Regions from separate parts of the Homo sapiens genome. Here region 2 is linked to region 1. A link is an interaction called in ENCODE POLR2A ChIA-PET data of the cell type or tissue named here. Cell type or tissue: GM12878. All regions are shown on one strand. Each heading gives the region's core, and the rest is flanking DNA. Links, peaks and the distances in the headings are about the cores only.

Region 1 (10,723 bases), core at 1,611-9,610:
GAAAAGTAAACTCATGGGAAAATAATAGTGAACATGGATGTTGACTGTACAACTAACTACTGTCAATATTTTGTTAGTTTTTTTAAAAGTGAAGATAAAATTGCAATAACACTAAGATTTGTACATGTGAGTGTCCAATTAGTAAAGCACAGTAGTCCCCTCTTTATCTGCAGGGGATGTGTTCCACGACCCTCAGTGTATACCTGAAACTGCAGATAGTATCGAACCCTAAACATACTATGTTTTTCCTAAACATACATACCTATGATAAAGTTTAATTTACAAATTAGCCACATTAAGAGATTAACAATAATTAATAAAATAAATAGAACCATTATAACAATATATGGTAATAAAAGTTATGTAAATGTGGTCTTTTTCTCTCTTTCCAAATTTCTTATTGTACATAATATTTTTATGGTTGACCTTGATAACTGAAGTCATGGAAAGTGAAACTGCAGATAAGTGGAGACTACTGTATATCAAAGTCTTTGTATTGTTAGGAAGAGATAAAGATATTAAATACATTTAGAATTGTTAATTTATATGATTTCCATATATGTGGGTCTATTCTGTTTTTTACTATTCTGGGTTAGACTTCCAAAAAAATCTTTCTGGGAAAGCAAATGTTTCTTTCCCATTTTGTAGCCGTAGTATTCCTATGATATTTTACAAACAGCTTGCATCAAACTAAACTCATGTTCTAATCCACTTCGTAGAAGGTTTGTTTAAGATCCTCTCTCCCACTCTGCTTTCATTATTTTCCCAGCTGAATCATTTTCCCTTTCCTTTTGCCTTCCTTAGTTTTTTACATTTGGACTTCATTTTTAAAAAATCTTTTCCATTCCCTGAGTCTTTTTCTTCCTTTCACCTTTTTATTATGACATAGTTTCATATTTATGAAAAAGTTGCAAGAATAATAGAAAGAATTACCACCGACCTTTCACCCAGATTACCCAAAATGTTAACAGTTTACCACATTGGCTTTATCCTTCTCTTCCCCCCTCTCTCTCTACACACACACACACACACACACACACACACACACACACACACACACACAGAAGGCAATTATATGTGTTTTACATATAAAATGTCTTCCTAAAACATTTAAGAAAAAATTGCAGACATGATATCCTTTTACCCTCAAATACTTAAGCATTCCTAAAAATCATCACATTTTCACCACACTCAAAAACTTCAGTGACATGCTAGAAATAAGAAACTTAAAAATGGTAGCCTACTTTTACACATAGCAAATGGTTAAGAAATATATAAACCCCATAATAAATATGTCATTTTACCTTGAAAAAGATCTACAGTTTGTTTGTGGAAGGGGCAGAGGGTTGCAGCTTGTGAGTATATGGTGAAGTGGCGAGAAGAGGACAGAAAATCATAGCACCAGACATGGGCAGGACAGATGTGGCTTATAACATGTGATGAATGGAGGTAATTGGCAAATACCTGAAGGGTGTGCATGTGTGTTCTGTGCATGTGCATCTTGGCTAAGCTGGGGGCAATTTTCTTCATTCACTTAGAATTTTTCATAGGTGAAACCCTGTACAATCAAATGAATCAAATGAAATGAAATTCACATTATGCTCAAATTGCTCCCTGACATACTGATGGCATTGGAACATTGTGTTGTCAAAACAGGCATTATAACAAACTGACTATATTTCCTAAAATCAAGAATGTCCTCTTACATAACCATAGTGCGATGATCAAAATTAGAAAATTAACATTGATACAATACAAATCTAAAATTTGGACTTGATTCAGAATTCACCAACTGTCCCAATAATGACTTTTTATACCAAAAGAAAATCCTGGATCACACACCACGTTCCGTTGTCCTGTCCTTTAGCCTCCTTTAATCTAGAATAGTTCTTGGGTTGTCCTTTGTTGCAAGACATTAACATTTTGAAGAGTACAGGCCAGCTATTTTGTAGAATGTCCCTCAATTCAGGTCAAACCCTCTAGTCTTACCTCAATCTGTCATTGTTAGTGAAAGCACTGTTAATGACTGAAATCTTCCTGAAAGTGATTCAAGTATGAAGGTAGGCTCTATGTCTTTTATCATAGCACCCCTTTGAAAAATCAAGTGAAATCTACATTGGGAAACCTAGAAAATGGCAGTTACCCAACTGCCCTTAAAATAAAAGTCCCTTCTTTTAAGAGAATTAAAAACTAAAAGATGCACAGAAAACCCATCTGCCACAGAAAGTAAACTGGCTTCCTATAGCCCAAAGTATAGGAAGTACCTATCACTCACCAGACAGTTGTTTTTAGAGGTCTCACTATATCTTCTAAGAGCTGCAATGTGTATTAATCAACAAAAAGAAACTAATAAGGCTGCAGGCCAGAGCTCAGCATGAATCAAAGAAGCTGCATCTTAAACCTGGATAAATAATGCAGATGGTAGCTTCACCAGGAGTTGGCACTCACAAACAACAATCATGCACACAAGTACACATAGGACATTTTATGTAGGAAATGCAGGGTTACAGCTTAATGTATATCAAAATGAGAAAGAAAGATCTCATTCTGGCTTTCTCTATCTCTGCTGTTGAATTCTCCTGCAAAAGGAAACTCACATTTTCTACAGAATCAAGTCCTATCTCTGAATCCTAATTCTACCACTTACTAGCCACGTGGTCAGAGAGTGCCTAGCTCTGTGCCAAGCACATAGAAGGTGCTCAAGATATGTTTCGGTACACATTTTGAGAATGCTTTTACTCTATTTTCATGGTGGGCTTCTTTCTCCCACCTGGATTTTTATCTTGATTAAAAATAAAAAGGCACAAATTCATTCGCCCACTCTCTTTAGCACAAGAAAAACATGGCTATGGAATCCATGGGACTATTCCAATATCTTTGGGCATTCTGAGTTTTAGAACAGGAGAGGAAGAAATGGTACTGCACTCAAGCCTGGCTTTCTCAGAGCCCAGAGCTCACCTGCCATTTGCTGCACATCCATGGACTGCAGAAAGACAGACCTCTTGGATTTTGGAGGTTGGTGTCTGGTGTCTGTGTACTTGTACAATGTCTCAAGCACTGCGAACTGGAGGGAGAGAGTCTTCCAACCAGTCAGGTAGGTGGAGAGTGCTGGATGCTGCCACTACAGAGGGGGACCCATTGGAGATGCTCTGTTCAAAGCTGCAGGAAGGAATTTACTTGTCCAATAGAGTTTCTGAATTCTTTCTAGAAAGGTCAGTAAAGGGTAAGGGCTGTGAGTGGGATTTCCTGTGTTTAGTTACTAAAAATGTGGGAAAGAATGTTTACGTACATTCAAGCTGAACCACTCCCTCTCCTCCACGGCCACTGTGGAAACCCAGAACCTCAATATATGGGGTCAAGTCATATTTCAAGATCCTTGGAAAGTTTGAAATGTGTTACACTAGAGGGGTCTGGACCTCAGAATTTTTGAGCTGGATTTTAAACATGATATTATGAAAGACAAGATTTGGAAATTATTAATACTTCATCTATTTTGTAATTCCATTGAATGTCATTTATCACACAATTTATATGTGAAAGACTATATGGAACTTATATTAAGCAACATAGCATAACACAATGAGCATCTGCGAACCTACCCTCCTAAAGAAACAGACATTTTCGTCTTCCTCACATTGTCTTAAGAGTTTTTCCACTGCCTCCTCTTGCCTCTTCCTGCTGACCCTACTAAGACTTTTTCTCAATTCTGTTTCTGAGAATTTCAAAGTTTTACCACACATGTATGTAGCTCAAATAATGTTTAGTTTTGCTTACTGTTGGGCCTTAAAAATCAGTATCATGCTGTATGCTTCTAAGATACATTCATGTTGTTGTTTATAGCTTAAAGTAACTAGTTTTCATGGCTGTATAATATTTCATCACGTAAATATTATTCATCTACTATCTTTCAACATATATTTGAATTGCTTCCAGTTTTTTGCTGATAAGAACATTTTTTGTGTATGTTTCCTAGCCTAAATGTGCAAGAGTTTCAACTTTATAAGATAATGCCAAATTGTTTTCCAAAATTCTGGTACCAATTTACACTGCTGTCAGCAAAATGAGAGTTCTTGTTGCTCCACACACCTACCTCAGCAATATAAGTATCTGCCTTCCCGATTTTTGCTAATTGAATGTGTGCAAAACAAAACACTGTCTTGGTCTTGTTTCCTTGATTATCAGTTGAGTGTATTTTCCTAAGTTTATAAACCATTCATGTTAACTCTCCTGTGAAACGTCTGATCATATCTTTCCCCTGTTTTAGTCTTCATTGATTTATAGAAATACTTTACATGATCTTGGACGCCAAGCCTTTTTTGTCAGCTAAAGTTGCAAGTATTATCTTCCTGTCTGTGGCTTTTTTCCCCCCCTTCACTTGCTTTATAGTGACTATTTAGGACCAAGGTGCTACCTGGCCTTCTCTTAAGATTCAAAAGGACAAAAAGTTGGAGGCAGACCAAGAACCCAGAAGACATCCTTAATTCTTCTCTTTCCCTCATCGAACACATCAGCAAATCCTGTCACCTCTACCCAAATAACACCCCAAATCTGACCACTTCTCACCATTTCCACTGACCACAGTGGTCTCTCCCTAGACCCTTGACTATTACCTGACGTTCACTCTGTTGTCCCTACAGCCCTTTTCCCACACAACAGCCAAAATAAGTGTCGTAAAACTTAAGCTGGATCATTCTACCCTTCTGCTTAAAGTCACTCCAATGGTTTCCACGGTACTTAGATTAAAATCCAGACTCTCACAGCTGGGCATGGTGGTGTGCATCTGTAGTCCCAGGTACTCAGGAGGCCAGGGTGGGAGGATCGCTTGAGTCCAGGAGTTTGAGGCTGTGGTGAGCTATGATCGTGCCACTGCACTCCAGCCTGGGTGACACAAGAAACCCTGTCTCTAAAAAAGCCCCCAACGATTGAAACTCTCTTCCCCAGCCCACAAGACCCTTCACAATCTGGCCCCTGCCTCTCTCGGCCTCTGTCTCCTATGTTTCTCTCTGTGTTCACTCTGCTTTAGCCATGCTGCCTTGTTTTCCATCTCTGAAACAGGCCAAACTTGTGTCTACCTCAGGTTTCTGTACTTGCTGTCTGTTCTGCCTAGAATGCTCAGATCCCAGCTATTTGAATGCCGGTGACTTCTCATCACTCAGGTTTCAGCTCAGATACCACCTCTTTGGAGAACAGTACCAGAAAAACACCTCCCCTGGCTTTGCTACCCCTTTACAGTGGTTTTTCTTCATGGCACGCATCACTATCTGAACTCATCTTCTTTTATTTTTTGTTCATGTTTATTCTCTGTCTTCCTCCACTAGAATGTAAATTCCAAGAGGGCACTTACTACACTCATGAAAGATATTTTACCTTTCCTAGGATTTCTAAGGAAAAATTGGGAAAACAGAAAAGGGGGATTCTGGGAATCTGGCAGTGGTAGCAGCAGTGGTAGTATAATTGTTCAACCTCTTCAAACCTCCACATAAAAAAGGCAAACTGACTATATAGCAAAACCTCAAATATGTGCAATAGTTACAACAAAACCAGGTGAACAATGAACCCCCAAATGCAAGCAGGCAAGTACAAACCACCACCAAACTGGCTTCATGTTGGTATTTGCACTGACAGACCTCAGCACAAGTAGACCTCAAAACATTGGACAGGCATAGTAGCTCACATCCCGGCACTTTGGGAGGCCGAGGCAGGTGGCTCACTTGAGGTCAGGAGTTCAAGACCAGCCTGGCCAACATTGTGAAACCTCGTCTCTACTAAAAATACAAAAATTAGCCGGGCGTGGTGGCACATGCCTGTAGTCCCAGCTATTCGGGAGGCTGAGGCAGGAGAATTGCTTGAACCCGGGAGGCAGAAGTTGCAGTGAGCTAAGATTATATCACTCCAGCCTGGGCAACAAGAACAAAACTCTGTCTCCAAAAAAAAAAAAAAAAGAAAAAGAAAAGCTGTCAGCGACTTGCAGAAAGCTCAGTGAGTCAATCTGAGAACAGCTTCTACAAGTGGAAGTGTTTTGGCCTCTGCAACAGCAGGTCAGTGTGAGGGGCCCATGGTAAGAAGGACTGAAGGAGACCGAGCCGTCCAGCCTCCGCAAATGCTAGGAGTTCCTAGGAACTCCCGAGAAAATGCATGAGGACCTCCTTCCAGGACAGGGGTCCACAATGGGGAGAAACTGCTGGGAATGGAACCAAGATTGAGCAGGACAGATACGAGAGAGAGAGAGGACAGGAAATGGAGGTCTAGATCAAAGTAGGGGAAGGGAACCCACAAAACACCAGAAAGCAGCTGTCACATTATTGACCACCACCAAAAACAACAGAAGAGCTGTTAACTCAGTGAAGTTAGAAAAGCTTTCTGGAACTTCTTCTCATTCTAAAGTCAGGAAACCTAATTTCACATAAAAATGAACAACAACAACAAAACACTGAGATCAAATCCCACATAAGGTTATTATAAGAAAAATAAAAAGAGACAGAATAACAGCCTTGTACACAATGACAGCATGCCTGAGAGGTATGCCCACAAAACAGATTAAAACTACAACCTACTGTGTCAAAATGAGCTAAAGACACTAAGAAAATGGCATAAAGCATGAAAAACCAACATAAATCTGAATTACAAAAACCTAAAAATGAGGGGATAGAACTCAGGAAAATATTAGAAATGAAAACTCTTTTCAGAAATAAGAACTATATAAGAAAAAAAGAACTAGATTATTATATTCAGAATAAAGGAATATAAGAACAAATCAACTCAACAGACAATGCCTTAATAAAAACAAAAGAAAACCAGAAAACTTCAAAATTCAAAAATACAGCAAAAGGAATAACATCTCAATAATATATTTAAAAAGAAATAAAGAGATAAAAGAGATTTTAAAGAAGGTGAAAAATATTGAAAATAGGCAAAGAAGATTGAATATACGGCTAACTGGAGTGCCTGAAGAAGAAAAAGTAATAATCAGAACCAAAGTTAATTCAAGAAAAGTTTCCTGAAATTAAAAAAAAAGGATGTATGAAATTGTATTCCTGGTCTACAGAACCAGAACAACTACCAAAGTCAATCTAATAAAATTGCTGAACTTAAAAACAAAAAAACAAAGAAAAAACTCTTGGGCATGTAGTTAAAAAAAAAAAAGTGACTTATTAACAAAATAAAATTGAGATTATCATTAACTTTGACAGCAACACTTTGCGAGAAGAAAATGAAGTAACACATTCAAGATACTCAAAATAGAATGTATGAGCCAAGGATCTTCCATCCAGCAAAACTGACTTACATGTTTAAAGGACATAGAAAAGTGATTATCAACTTTTAACAACGGACAGAATATTGTTCCCAGGAACTTTCCTAGGGGATTTACCAGGGAGCAAGTGTCAGGCAATAAAAAATGACTGCAGAGGCATCACCATTAGGACTGGCAGTAACAGACAGAGTCCCCTGAAGACTGAGAGGGAGACAGTGTCTTGCGTAATGGCTGCATGCTCTAGCAATGTAAATACAGCGGAACTAGTCAAAAATGGGAGGAAAGAACATACCAAAAAATAGTTAAAAGGTTTTCTGTAATTATGCTCATGGTAGTATGTGTATTATTTTTGGAGATTATGAAACTAAATTAGTAATTCTGGAGTATTTTATTATTCCTTCTGCCCTTGAGAATCAGAATTTTCATATGGGAGAGAGGAAATACAAATGTAATAGAGAAGAGGTTAAGTAAAAGCTCTGTAGTCTTGAATTTTAATTGGAAGTATCAATATGAACGACAAGAGATTTACGTACATAAGCATATGTTTCCTAGCTCTGTTCAATGAAAAGGCCTAGAAACAATGGCCAACTCAGTAGCAATGAGTATCCTAAGCCAGGTTTTGGTCTTGAGATATAATTTCTCACTAAAAAGAAACCAGTGCTTCCTGAAGAAATGTCTGATTCCAGGTTTGGGGGTAGGATGTACAAGATAAGCCTGGAACCTCTTGTAATATCAGATAGCAAGAGAGCTATCAAAGACTACTAGGTTCATGTAGAAAAAAAGTACTCAGGTGTCAACCTGAAGTATTTCTCACTGACCAAAGATGGGAGGGTTTGAGTTTAATAAAATAATTATTTTAATAATTAAAAATTAAAAGTAATTAAATAAAAAATGACAATCGCAATGAACCAAAATCCATCAAATATGTTGAAATCCACCAGGCAATTATGTGTGTGAGTGTGTGTGTGTGTGTGTGTGTGTGTGTGTGTGTATGAATCCAAAGGTGACAACTCATACATATATATATATATATATATATATATATATATATATATATATATATATATGAATTCATACATATTTATGTATGTATCAATTGTCACCTTTGGAGGATGATAGGGAACCAACAATTCATTATATTAAAAAGTGGTAAATAAAGAGAAAGAGTCAAACATTTATTTTGCTTTGGCTTGTATGAACGCTAACACTGAGTAAATATTAAATGAGGGAAACTGTCTCTTTATAAAAATATTCCAACCAATAAATGAAAAACAAATTATAAGCTTAGAATATCACCATTTTTCAACTCCCAGTGAATAAACAGATATAGATATTAAACACATTGGCTACTAAGATCACTAAAACAGACAAAACAAGACCTGGTATGCCTCCTACAGTCTTGCAAAAGGGACTGAACCTCAGTCTATCCAATCTCTGGATCAACTGTCAATTAGCAGGAAATACAGGGGACAGAGGAACATGGTATGCCATCAGCAAAACTCACACAGTGGGAAATCACCACAGGCTTGAGTTCATACACAAATAAATTGTAAGTAAATGAAAGGGGTGGAGGAGGAACCTATAAGTTGAAAGAGAATTAAAAGTCATATATTTTTAAAACAGAAAAAGTCACCTATAGTTTCCAGGCATAAACATTTGGGTAATAAAACTATTTTTTTTTAATGCAAGGAAGTGATTACCATGAAATCAAGATAGTGGCATGAAATCAAGATAGTGGTTACTTATGGAGAAAAGGAAAGAGTTGGGATGAAAGGGGATTCTAGGGTGGGCAGGAAAGTTCTGTTTCTTGTTTTGGAAAGTGTTGGTCTTATAAAAATTCATGCACTTTGGGAGGCCGAGGCAGGTGGATCATGAGGTCAGGAGAGCGAGACCATCCTGGCTAACACGGTGAAACCCCATCTCCACTAAAAATACAAAAAATTAGCCGGGCACGGTGGCGGGCGCCTGTAGTCCCAGCTACTCAGGAGGCTGAGGCAGGAGAACGGCGTGAACCCGGGAGGCAGAGCTTGCAGTGAGCCGAGATCGCGCCACTGCACTCCAGCCTGGGTGAAAAAGTGAGACTCCGTCTCAAAAAAAAAAAAAAAAAAATTCATTACATCATCCACTTGATTAAGGCAGTTTTATGTTTTATTTTATAATAAATAGATTTTTAAAGGTATAGCGGTACCTACCTAGTGGGAAATACACTATAAAGATTGAATGCCAACACTTCTTTGTAAACAGTGTCAGCATGATGAGGATTATTACTGTATTTTCCACTAAAATACATACACTTTGAGAAAGAAAATCTTGTATCTACCCAACTGTTTCCTCATAGGACAAAATGTAAACTCAGCTATAAATTAAATGGTTACTGTGGTATATTTTAAAAACTAATATTAAGCTCTTACGAAGAGCCAGGTACCATGCTGTATTATCTAACTTAATCTTCACACCAATCCTGTGAGGCAGATTACATTTATTCTTCCCATTTTACAGATGACAAAACTGAAGCTAAGGAGTTAAGTAGCATGCCCAAAATTACAGAAATAGAAAAGTGGTACTTGGAACCCAGGTCTGGCTGACTCCTGTTAAGTAGGTTCCATCTCTTTTCTTCAGTGCCTGCCACTGGGCCTGGTACAGAGGAGGTGGCAGCATTTTTAAAAATAGAATTAGACTGTCTTGGTGAGTCCTAAAGATCAGGAAACAGGTATTAAGATGACATAAGCCACTCCCTGGAGCATCACTTTTTGGAAGAAGAGAAAAAAGAAGTGATGAGTTCCTTTGAGCCCAGCAGTCACAGAGACCCTCCTTTAGGACAGACTGGTCTCCTCAGCACTAGGGCTCGAGTCCAAGCTGGCAAGATGCTTTCTGCATCAAGACTAAATGTGTCTGTGAAACCAGAGAGACGAAAGAAACAGCTACATGCTGCTGACAGCAGGGAGTACGGCAAAAATGTTTTCTGTACCCCAGGAATGCAAAGTCACCACCCTGACACATTGAATTATCAGCTTTAGACTAAGAAGCAAGATGCTAGAGGAGTTCATGTTTCCTCCCTAGATGCTGGAAACCATCACCAAAGAGGATCGGAAGCAGCATGGGACCAGTGGAAAAACCGTGAGTTCTAGAGGCAGACAGACCTGGCTCTAGTCCGACTCTTTCTTCTTGGCACCTACCTCACCTCACCCAGGAGCTTTCTCTATCTTCTTCCTTAGCTTTCTTTTTCTGCATAACACTTATTACCATCAGACATATTATATGTTGATTTTCATCTTTGTTTACTCTCTGTGTCTTCCTAAGGTAGAAGAGATTTGAGGACTAGGACTTCATTTTGTTCACTGCTGCAATTCCAAGCATCTAGAATAGTCCCCTGGTTTAGTAGGGTCTTGGTAAATGTTTGAGCAAAGTTGTTGCATTAAGTAATTTCAATTCTCTCTGCTTTATGTTTCTTATTTAGCAAGTTGGGGATAA
Region 2 (10,723 bases), core at 1,825-9,824, 160 kb after region 1:
CCGCACCCGGCTAAATTTTGTATTTTTTTTTTTTTAGTAGAGACAGGGTTTCATCATGTTGGCCAGGATGGTCTCGATCTCTTGACCTTGTGATATGCCTGCCTTGGCCTCCCAAAGTGCTGCAATTACAGGCGTGAGCCACTGCACCTGGCCTAGCTATATTATTTAACACTAACAAATTATTTGTGAAACATCTCACAAGTGAGTGAAATAAACCAAGTCTGTCTATGTATGCTGGGGTTGAGAACCTCCTTATTATACCAAGCTCTCTCCTAGCTAAGAAATCATGCCCATCCCAGAGGTCTGGCCGTAATACCATGAGTGGTGCCAAGGGTTTGCTCCTTGAAAAGAAAAGGTAAAACCCAAGCTCTGTGTCATCAAGCCCAACCAGGTGAGGCAAAGAAAGTGGGAGATCAGCCAGTTGCTCTAAACTGTTTAACTCTCTCATTTTGTAGCAAAAGAAAGATGAGCTGAGAGAATATAAGGGACTTACCTAGAGTCACACATCTGCATAGCCTAAAGGACATCCTGACAAACCCAAAAGTAGATCTTTCTGTGCCCATTGAATGGCAATCTCCCAATATTACTCTGTCCTTTCCTCTTTTGCCCTATCTCCCACCAAAAGTACATGGTTTCTCTTGTCTGAATGTATAGTAGTGCAGTCGCTGTTTTCAATATCTAGAATTGTCCTAAAACATCAAAATCTCAATTGGATTCCATAAGCAATTCCCAATCTCTTAATTAACCAGGATTCGAAATGATGTCTCTTTAGCTCCAAAGCTGATGATCTTTTTGTCTACTGCACACTTTGGTATCTACTCGGACACCCATTTGGCTTACCAGTTGTGATGGTTAATACTGAGTGTCAACTTGATTGAATTGAAGGATACAAAGTATTGATCCTGGGTGTGTCTGTGAGGGTATTGCCAAAAGAGATTAACATTTGAATCAGTGGGCTGGGGAAGGCAGATCCACCCTTAATCTGGTGGGCACCATCTAATAAGCTGCCAGTGAATATAAAGCAGGCAGAAAAACATGAAAAGGAGAGAGAGACTGGCCTAGCCTCCCAGCCTACAACTTACTCTCATGCTGGATTGTTTCCTGGCCTCAAACGTCAGACTCCAAGTTCTTCAGTTTTGGGACTCGGACTGGCTCTCCTTGCTCCTCAGCTTGCAGATAGACTATTGTGAGACCTTGTGATTGTGTAAGTTAATACTTAATAACTCTCCATATATATATATATGGAGAAACAAAAGTTCTCTAAGAATATAAGCCTTAACTTCAAAAGAAATTCAAATAAGATTGTTGTCAGCACATTACTGTTAAAAGTCCATACGCTAAATATTATTGAAATTATAAATCATTCTATTTCAACACAGAATCTGTTAATCCTGTCTTGATGTCAGCTTCTTGGAGGATTCAAGCTAACAAGGATACCAATTTTCAAAACACTATTAGAGATAAGAACACTATAGATTCTAAAGAATATGATGTCATTGAGTTTTATATATATATATATCCTATTAGTGTGTCCCTCTAGAGAACTCTGACTAATACAGCATTCTATAGCTCATTGGTCATAAACCATTGACTGACTGTGAGGTCCTTTGCTGGGTCCTGGGGCTAACAGGCGATTCTGATACAATCTCTAGTTTCAAGGAGCTCAGTGTCTAGTGGGGGATTCAGACTTGTAAATCAACAAGTGTAATTACTAAGATTAATGCTATGAGAGAAGTATGCACAGGCAACAACTCTCTCTCATACTAGTGTGGGCACACACCCGTGGCAGACTACCAACCCCGGCCAACATGACAGAATTTCTTTCAGCTCTAACAGAGGCAGTTAATAATTCTAAAATTAAGTAGAAATGGTCACATTAGAAGATAATTTTATAGAAGGACAGTTGAATAAAGGTTACTGGAACACAGAATCCAATAGTGATGCCCAAAAAAGGCAAACTGATTTTTATGAACAATTTTCTTCTTCCTTTTTCTGTTAATACAAAAAAAAAAAAAAAACCCACACCAAAAAACTGGCACCTTTGTCTGGGTCCGGAGTATAAAATCAGGAAATAAAATGGCAAGTCTTACAACTGTGAACTTCAAAATCAGCTCATTACAAACCCAAGAGACATATTTGAATGCATGTTGCTACATTCATTTACCTATTCTGCCAAGCCATTCAATTACACGATTTCAGATTTTGTATAAAAAAATACAGCCATGTTTCTTTCAAAAGCTGGTATTTGGAGAAAAGTGATTAGAACAGCATGCTATGATACGTTAATACAGTGGTTTCATTTAACAGACAATGGCAGTTCCTGTACTTTAAATTATTGCACTTAGAATTCATGACTACAAGGTGTCTCAACTTTTTTCTTTACTGCTGTACAATATACTCCACTGCCACTGTGAATGCAAACAAAACACATTATCGGAAGAGTTTTGTTAGCATTTGTAATCTTAAGGAAAGTCATTTTTAAAGGTGGAGAGTGGGTACAGTAGGTTGTTCAAATCCTATGAACACTGAATAGAATAAAGCATTACAACTGGGGAAAGAGGAAGAGTGGGAGAGAAAAAGCTAAAGCAAGAGAAAATCTTAAACCAAAATTTAACATCCCTTTGGAGAGACAGGGCACAAAGGAGGAGACAGAGTTTATTCTAACCAGAAGCAGCTGCTGCTGTGCGAATTAGGAAGCATTCCTAATGAATCAGCAGTTCTTATAATAAATATACTCCCCTTTGAAATGTGAGGATTCTGCGATGAGAATTTCTTTTGATATATTTTTTACATGAACTCATTAGACAGCGAAGGGGCAGGGATAGAGCGTGTTCCTTTCTAAATTACTATAGTGATCTGATCATGTCCTCTCCAGCTTAGTTGGACAGGGCATAGGAAAATAAAGAAATAAGAACACAACTAAAAAGGTCTCTATTCACCAGTATTCTTTGTTGATCACTCAAAATAAACTTTGTAAGGTGCTACGTATCAGCCACATCTTACAAAATACCTGCCACTGTGCCGGTTAAATTTAACCGGCAATTTGGAGCTATACAAACCATAAAAGGGGCATTTCTTTTGCATTAAGAGTAATCCCCAAATTCTAACATGGTGAAGATCCGCTTGCAGAATATATCTGTTCCCCAGATATTTTGCTTGCCATTTTAACAGGAGAAAAGGGAAAAAATTATGCACACATGCACATTTATTTAATCCCCACCTAGGTTCCATATTCCACTTTTTTCTTGGATTAAAAAACAACCATTTTAAACAAAGGTTTCTCTAGGCAAAAATCAGTGTGTCTTTAGTCATACAAGACAAAATTAATTTAAAAGTACAACTTCCCATATTATTCTACCCACCAGCTATCTTTCTCCAACTTTTTTGTTGTTGTTATAGAATTTTATTCTATTTTTATTTTTCCATAAGTTATTGGGGTACAGGTGGTACTTGGTTACATGAGTAAGTTCTTTAGTGGTTATTTGTGAGATTTTGGTGCACCCATCACTCGAGCAGTATACACTGCACCCTATTTGTAGTCTTTTATCTCTTGCCCCGTCCCATTCTTCCCCTCAAGTCCCCGAAGTCCATTGTATCATTCTTATGCCTTTGCATCCTCATAGCTTAGCTCCCACATATCAGTGAGAACATACGGTGTTTGGTTTTCCATTCCTGAGTTACTTCACAGTCTCCCTCCTCCTTCCTTCCTCCCCCTTCCCCCACTTCTGCAGTGAGTTTCCAGGGTTCTTGGAGCCTCAATGCGAAAAACCAGGAACCCCAGGAGTAGTCATGGAGTGACACAAGGTGTACTGGAGAGACTATTAGAGCTGCTGTGCTTTTTTGTTTTTACCCTAACACTAATGGTACATAAGCCTTTAACATGGAAATGAAAGTGAAAAGACATTCTAAATATAAACACAACCTTTAGGCTGTTTAAAAACAACTCTTCACAAATTTAGACATGGCCTCCTGTCTTACTTAGGCCACTTTTGCTGTCAACAACAGGTTAAGAGAATGCAAAAGATAGGCAGACCTGCAGATAATAGAAGTTAAGGACCGAGAAGATTTAACTCTATCCTTATCATATCATACAGAATAAGCAGAAATAAGTTGCTCATTAGAGAAAAGAAGCCTTAGATCATATGGGGGTTGTGGAGGGGTAGAGGACCCTGATTCTTCTACAAAATCACAGCCCAAATAAGGTGAGGAAAAGTCCAAAGAACAAACCAAGGAGTCGTGAGAAGAGATCCCTTGCTTAAAGATCAGTGTGTGCTTGTTTTATATTCCAAGTAATTAGAAAACCGGAGCTCAAAAAGGCTCAGGAAATTTGTCTGAAATCATTTGGTAAGCTATAAATGGTTTAGAGCTATATCTGAACCTAAATCTCTCTAGCTTCAAGGCTATACCACAAGTGTAGTAGTACTGCCCCCTTAGTGACATCCAAATCATCAACAGATATGATTTTGCTCATTAGGCAATACTACCTCTTTAGGGCATCTTACTTGGAGACAAAGCTCTAACTTAATGCTCTTCTCTCAGATGGAAAAGCCAAGGCAGAGGGTTAAGTCACTGGACCAACATTATATAATTTCATTTAAAAATGTCCTAGGGTACAGACTACTAAAGTTGTTTCTCCTTCGTTTTACAACATGAGTCTAACCACCAAATAGTCAGCTCTACGGATCCCTTAGATTCGTTCCCCAGAAGATATGCATTCCTATAGAAATGCCCATCATGGTCTGGTGCTGTTTGGCTCAAGCCACTGGCAACCAAAAGAACAGCTTGGCAGTTTGTGCACTGCTTTGCCCTGCGTACTACGTTGCACACCTACACAGGCTTTGAAAATATTTCATTCAGTGAAGATGGATCAAACATATAAAGGACTAGCAGAAGAGAAGAAGTTCAGATGTCTGAAATGTAGACAGTAATTTCTACACAAAGATATCTGCCTCAGAATTTACGGTGGCAAAAAACTATAAAAAGCCTAAAGAATGGCAGTATATTTTTCTCAGGTATTGGAATAAAAGACAATTAATTATAAATCTAAGCTTCACACATTAGAGACAGGCATGTGACTTAACCCGTGGTTCCCCCTACTTTTTTTTTAATGGAGCCAACTAAAGAGCTGTCATAAGGATTAAATAATACAATTCATAAAACCTGCTTAGCATAGTTTCCAGGTAGAAAGTAATCAATAAATGGCAGCTGCTATTACTATCACTATTATTAATTCCAACAGTTGAGAATCATTAGGTAAAATATGGAACACCTTCATGACTTAGTATCATATGGTCATTCAAATGTCCTTCAGATGGAAAGCTGTGATGTTATAAAAATATGTAAAAAGCAAATCCAGTAAAAAGGTTTTCAAACATGTAAATTTAAAAATATATACATTTAAGTTATCTGTATATTACATATATTATAAGACAACATCTAACAGAAAACACCACAATATCTATCTTTGGATGATGAAATTAAAGGTAATTATTTTCGACCTCTCCCTCAAGCTCACCCCGTCCCCATCTTCCAGGTTCCCCCCTCACCCTGGCTCCCTGTGCCCATCTCTGAAATAATAAGATAATTATTTTCTTCTTCTGTATTGGAAAAAGTGATTTCATCCAAAACTCAGTTCCTTTTTTTTCCCTGCGGATACCCAACTGCTCCATCGACATTTTTTAATAGACTACCCTTTCATTCTTTCTTTCTTTTTTTTTTTTTTTTTTTTTTTATTGGAGACAGAGTCTCGCTCTGTCACCCAGGCTGGAGTGCAGTGGCGTGATCTCAGCTTACTGCAACCTTTGCCTCCCAGGTTCAAGCAATTCTCCTGCCTCAGCCTCCCAAGTAGCTGGGATTACAGGCATGTGCCAACACACCCAGCTAATTTTTGTATTTTCAGAAGAGACGGAGTTTCGCCATGTTGGCCAGGCTGGTCTCAAACTCCCAACCTCAGGTGATCCACCCACCTCAGCCTCCCAAAGTGCTGGGATTACAGGTGTGAGCCACTATGCCTGCCCTACCCTTTCATTTTTTAACAGACTACCCTTTGAATTACCTTGGCACCTTTCTAAAAAATATATCTAGATATCAGTTGATTCTCTATTCTGTTCTACTAATCCGTATGGTCTACCCTTGTGCCAATACCACAATGTCTCAATTACTGTAGCTCTACAATAAAACTGGAGATCAGGTAATATGTGTCCTCCAACTTTATTCTTCTTTTAAAAAGTTATTTTGCCTAAGTTCTTTGCCACAAAAATCTTCATACAGATTTTAGAATCAGCTTGCCCAATTCTGAAGGAAAAAAAGGCCTGGTGGTATTATTGCATTGACTCTATAGATCAATTTGGGGAGAACTGACATCTGTATCAGTAACAGTCCTCCAGAGAAACAGAATAGACTATTGTATGCATGCGTGTGTGTGTGTATAAAGAGATTTATGTTAAGTAACTGGTTGAGGCAAGTTTGAAATCTATAGGACAGGCCAGTGGGCTGGAAACTCAGGTAACAACTGATGTTGCAGTCCTGAGTCCAAAATTTGTAGGGCAGGCCAGCAAGCTGGGAACTCAGGAAGGATTTTTAAATTACAGTCTTGAAGCAGAATTCCTTCTTCTCTGGAAAACCTCAGTTTCTGCTCTGAAGGCTTTAAACTGATTGGATGAGGACCACCAACATTATGGAGGGTGATCTCCTTTACTAAAAGTCAATGATTATAAATGTTAGTTAGATTTAAAATACCTTCACAGTACCATCTATACTAGTGTTTGACCAAATAATTAGGTACCATAGCCTAGACAAGCTGACACACAAGATTAACCATCATAACATCTTGACAACATGGAATCCTTGAATCCATCAGCCTGGTATATCTATTTAGATCTTTTTAAAAAAATGTATCTCAGCAATGTTTTGTATTTTCAGTGCACAGGTCAGGCAAATATTTTGTTCAATGTATCCCTTGGTATTTCATATTTTGATGCTATTATAAAAGCTTCTGTTTTATTAATTTGAACTTACAATTTTAATACCAATTTCCTTACCTCACACTACATACAAAAATTTATAGAAATGGACTGAAGACCTAAGTATAAGAGATAAACCTACAAAATGTCTATAAGACAATATAGGGGAAAATCTCTGTGCTCTTAAGTTATGCAGAGATTTCACAGAACACAAAAAGCATGAACTCAGAAGTAAAAATTGATAGAAGGTAGAGCAAAATGGCAGAAATGAACTCTCCAGGGATTATCCCCACACAGAAACATCAATTTAAACAGTTCAAAATACCCTCACAAGAGCTAAAGAAACCATGTAACAGATCATAGTGCCTGGTTATAGCACAATAATAAGAAAGACACATCAAAGAGGGTAGAAAGGACAATTTTGCATTACCCATGTCATCCCTCCCCTTACCTCAGGCAGTGGAAAGAGATATCATCTGCCTGGGGGAAAGAGAAATAAGTCTAAGACTTTGTCTAGGTCCCCAATACTGAGCCTGCCACCATAAAACCCAGCATCAGGCAGACCTCTAGGGCCTCTAACTCCAGGCCGACACCTGTGAACTGAGCTTCTAGACCCACCCCAGCACCAGAGACCTGCAGCCCCTATAACACAGATTTGAGTTCTGGCCTGCATCACTGCCAGCTGACTACAGTGGCCTTAGGCTATGAATAACCCACAGCAACAGGCAGGCTCTCAGCAGCCAAGAGCTTCAGGTATATCCCAGTGCTGTACCAGCCTTGGTAGCCATGGGCTTAGCATGCTAAGCTACCACAGCTACAGCAATCTGAGGATTAGGGACCAGACCAGACAACCTGCCTAGAAACTCTGAACAGGCTTACTTTTGAAGGAGGTTCCAAAACAAAGCCACAAAAGCTTACAAAGACTGGAATAAGTACCTACTTCTTCAATGTACAGAAGGTCAATGCATGACTACAAGGATCAGGGAAACACGTTGTCACTAAACAGACAAAATGAGGTACTAGTGACTGACCATAAAGAGACAAAGATGTATGTACTGCCTGATAGAGAATCCAAAATAGCTATTTTAAAGGTGCTCAATAAACAATTCAATGAAATGAGAAACATAATAAGTGACCAGAATTAGAAATTTAACAGAGCCTAAAATAATTTTTAAAAACATTTTTCAGGAGTTGAAAAATACAAAAATAAATAAATAAATAAAAACGCAATAGAGAAAATCAATAGCAGACCTGATTAAGCAGAAGGAAAAAAATCTGTGAAGTCAAAGACAGGTTATTTGAAAATATACAATCAGAGGATAAAAAAGGAAAAAAAAGGAACGAAGAAAGCTTATGAGATTTACGGAATGGCATCAAAAGAGCAAATGTATGAGTTGCTGGTATTCAAGAAGGGGTAGAGAAAGATAAAGAGGTAGGAAAGCTTATTTAAATAAATAATAGCAAAAAATATACCAAACCTACAGAAAGATACAAATATCCAGGTACAGAAAGGTCAAAAGCCTCCAATCAGATTCAATTCAAATAAGACTACCCCAAGATAGAATCTAATCAAACTGTCAAAGATCAAAGACAAAGAGAAAATCCTGAAAGCAGCAAGACAAAAGAAGCAAATAATATATAAGAGAGTTCCAAGACACCCAGCAGCAAACTTCTGAGAATAAACATTATAAGCCAGGAAAGACTGCGATGATATATTTATAGTGCTGAAGGAAAAATACTGTCAACCAAGAATACTGTACCCAGCAAATCTGTCCTACAGAAATGAAGGAGAGAGAAAGATTTTTCCAGACAAACAAAAGATAAGGGAGTTCACTATCACCAGACCTGTCTTACAAGCAGTGCCAAAGGGAGTTCCTTAAGCTGAAAGAAAAGGATGCTAATAAATAACATAAAACATCTGAAAGTAAAAGTAAGTATACAGTCAAATTTATAATACTCTAATGCCATAATGGTGGTATGTAAGTCCCTTATATCAAGTATATAGGTTAAAAGACAAAACTATTTTAAAAATAACTACAATGATTTTCTTTTCTTTTGATACAGAGTCTTTCCCTGTAGCCCAGGCTGGAGTGTAGTGGCGCGATCTCGGCTCACTGCAACTTCTGCCTCCTGGGTTCAAGTGATTCTCCTGGCTCAGCCACCCAAGTAGCTGGGACCACAGGCACACACCACCACACATGGCTAATTTCTTTGTTTTGTATTTGTAGTAGAGATGGGGTTTCACTATGTTACCCAGGTTGGTCTCGAACTCCTGGACTCAAGTGATCCATCCACCTAGGATTACAGGTGTGAGCCACTGCACCCAGCCTAAAAAATAACTACGATAATTTGTTAAGGGATATACGTTATAAAAAGATGTAAATTATGACATCAAATTTCAAAATGTCAGGGGAGGATGTACAGTTAAACTACAGAGTTTTTTGGTCTCCATGTGATCAAAGTTAAGTTGTTATTATCAGCTTAAAATAACCTGTTATAGTTATGTTTTTTATATGCTTCATGGTAACTACAAAGCAAAAAACTATAATAGATACACTAAAAATAAAAAGCAAAGAATCAAAACACACTACTATAGAAAAATCACTCAACCACAAAGGAAACAGTAAGAGAGGAAGAAAGAAAGGACCTAGAAAACAATGAAAATGGCAGTAATAAGTCCTTACCAAAAAGAACAAGCTACTCATATATAAATAACTTGAATGAATCTCAAAAATGCTACGCTGAGCAAAAGAAGCTAGACACAAAGGAGTACATATTGTACTCCTTTCCATTTAAATAAAATTCTAGGAAAGATAAAGTTAATTGACAATGAAAGAAAACAGATTTGTGCTTGCCTAGGGCCAGGGGAGGTTGGGGTGACTAAAAAGGGGCACAGAGAACTTTTGGGAGTGACAGAAACGTTCTGTATCTTGACCATGGTAGTGGTTATACATCTGTATACATTTGTCAAACTCATTAAATTGTACACTTAAAATTGGTGAATTTTAGTGTATGTAAATATATATTTTATATTTATATATGTTTTCATTTCTTTAGTTCATCCATTTTGGCCTATGGAAGATTAGATATTTTTAAAACCCTCCCAACTGATACAATTAAATGCCAGACTATATATTTTCATGTACCATCTTTAAAAATATTGCTAATCTGGTAAAAAGTAAACACTCTAGAGGCCCGAAAAATAAAATGAAAAAAAAAAATGGAACTCAGAAAAGTAAACAAGCAATAAAGCTAGTTTTTACCCCTGAAGCTCTTTGCCAAACCATGAACACTTTGAGCTCCCAAAATGATGGAGACACAGGTCAGAGGTGAAAGGAGATAAAGCCTAGAAATCTCTTAAGTACACAACAGCCTAATACTTAGGTAGTCAAGGGCTACATCTTTAGTGTAAGGATAAAATATTCTGATTAAATTCTATCAGCAGAAAATTCTTCATTCTTGATGCTGTTGCAGGGTACAAGCAAATATCTCCAGTGACACGTCTAACTAAAAGTATGCTTTCACATGGAGTTGCAATCCAAATTCACCCATCGTGGTCTCATAAAATGGCAAACATATTTATAGAGAACCCAAATTATTAGTATTCCTAGGTAATAGCCAGAAGCATAGTTGAAATATAAATATACTCTAGAGGGATTCAAATTGAGCCAAGCCCCACTCCCCCAATTCCTACAAATAAAGCTTTGTGGACAACTAAAATAATCAGAAACAGAATAAAACAGTGTTTAATGCATGTAAAA

The links. ChIA-PET counts read pairs that join two places held together with the same protein. Peaks named below come from ENCODE experiments on the same cell type or tissue, not always from the same donor. Only the 100,000 strongest peaks of a DNase experiment are listed, where the experiment ranks them.
Region 2: POLR2A ChIA-PET joins it to region 1 with 5 read pairs; 3 of 35 experiments call an interaction of 5 or more read pairs at or near these places.

What each region holds. Positions count from the first base shown.
Region 1 is chr9:123,530,541-123,541,263 of GRCh38, forward strand. The region is part of intron 13 of DENND1A (DENN domain containing 1A); the gene reads right to left. Among named protein-coding and RNA genes, the nearest start is that of MIR7150, 50 kb to the left of the region's middle. In GM12878, for the core only: no CTCF peak of the experiment used is centred there; DNase peaks (open chromatin) are centred at 5,549 and 6,041; H3K4me3 peaks cover 541 bases; H3K27ac peaks cover 575 bases.
Region 2 is chr9:123,693,981-123,704,703 of GRCh38, forward strand. All of the region lies in intron 5 of DENND1A (DENN domain containing 1A), which reads right to left. Among named protein-coding and RNA genes, the nearest start is that of MIR7150, 210 kb to the left of the region's middle. RefSeq lists an enhancer at 3,868-3,917. In GM12878, for the core only: no CTCF peak of the experiment used is centred there; no DNase peak of the experiment used is centred there; H3K4me3 peaks cover 778 bases; H3K27ac peaks cover 1,328 bases.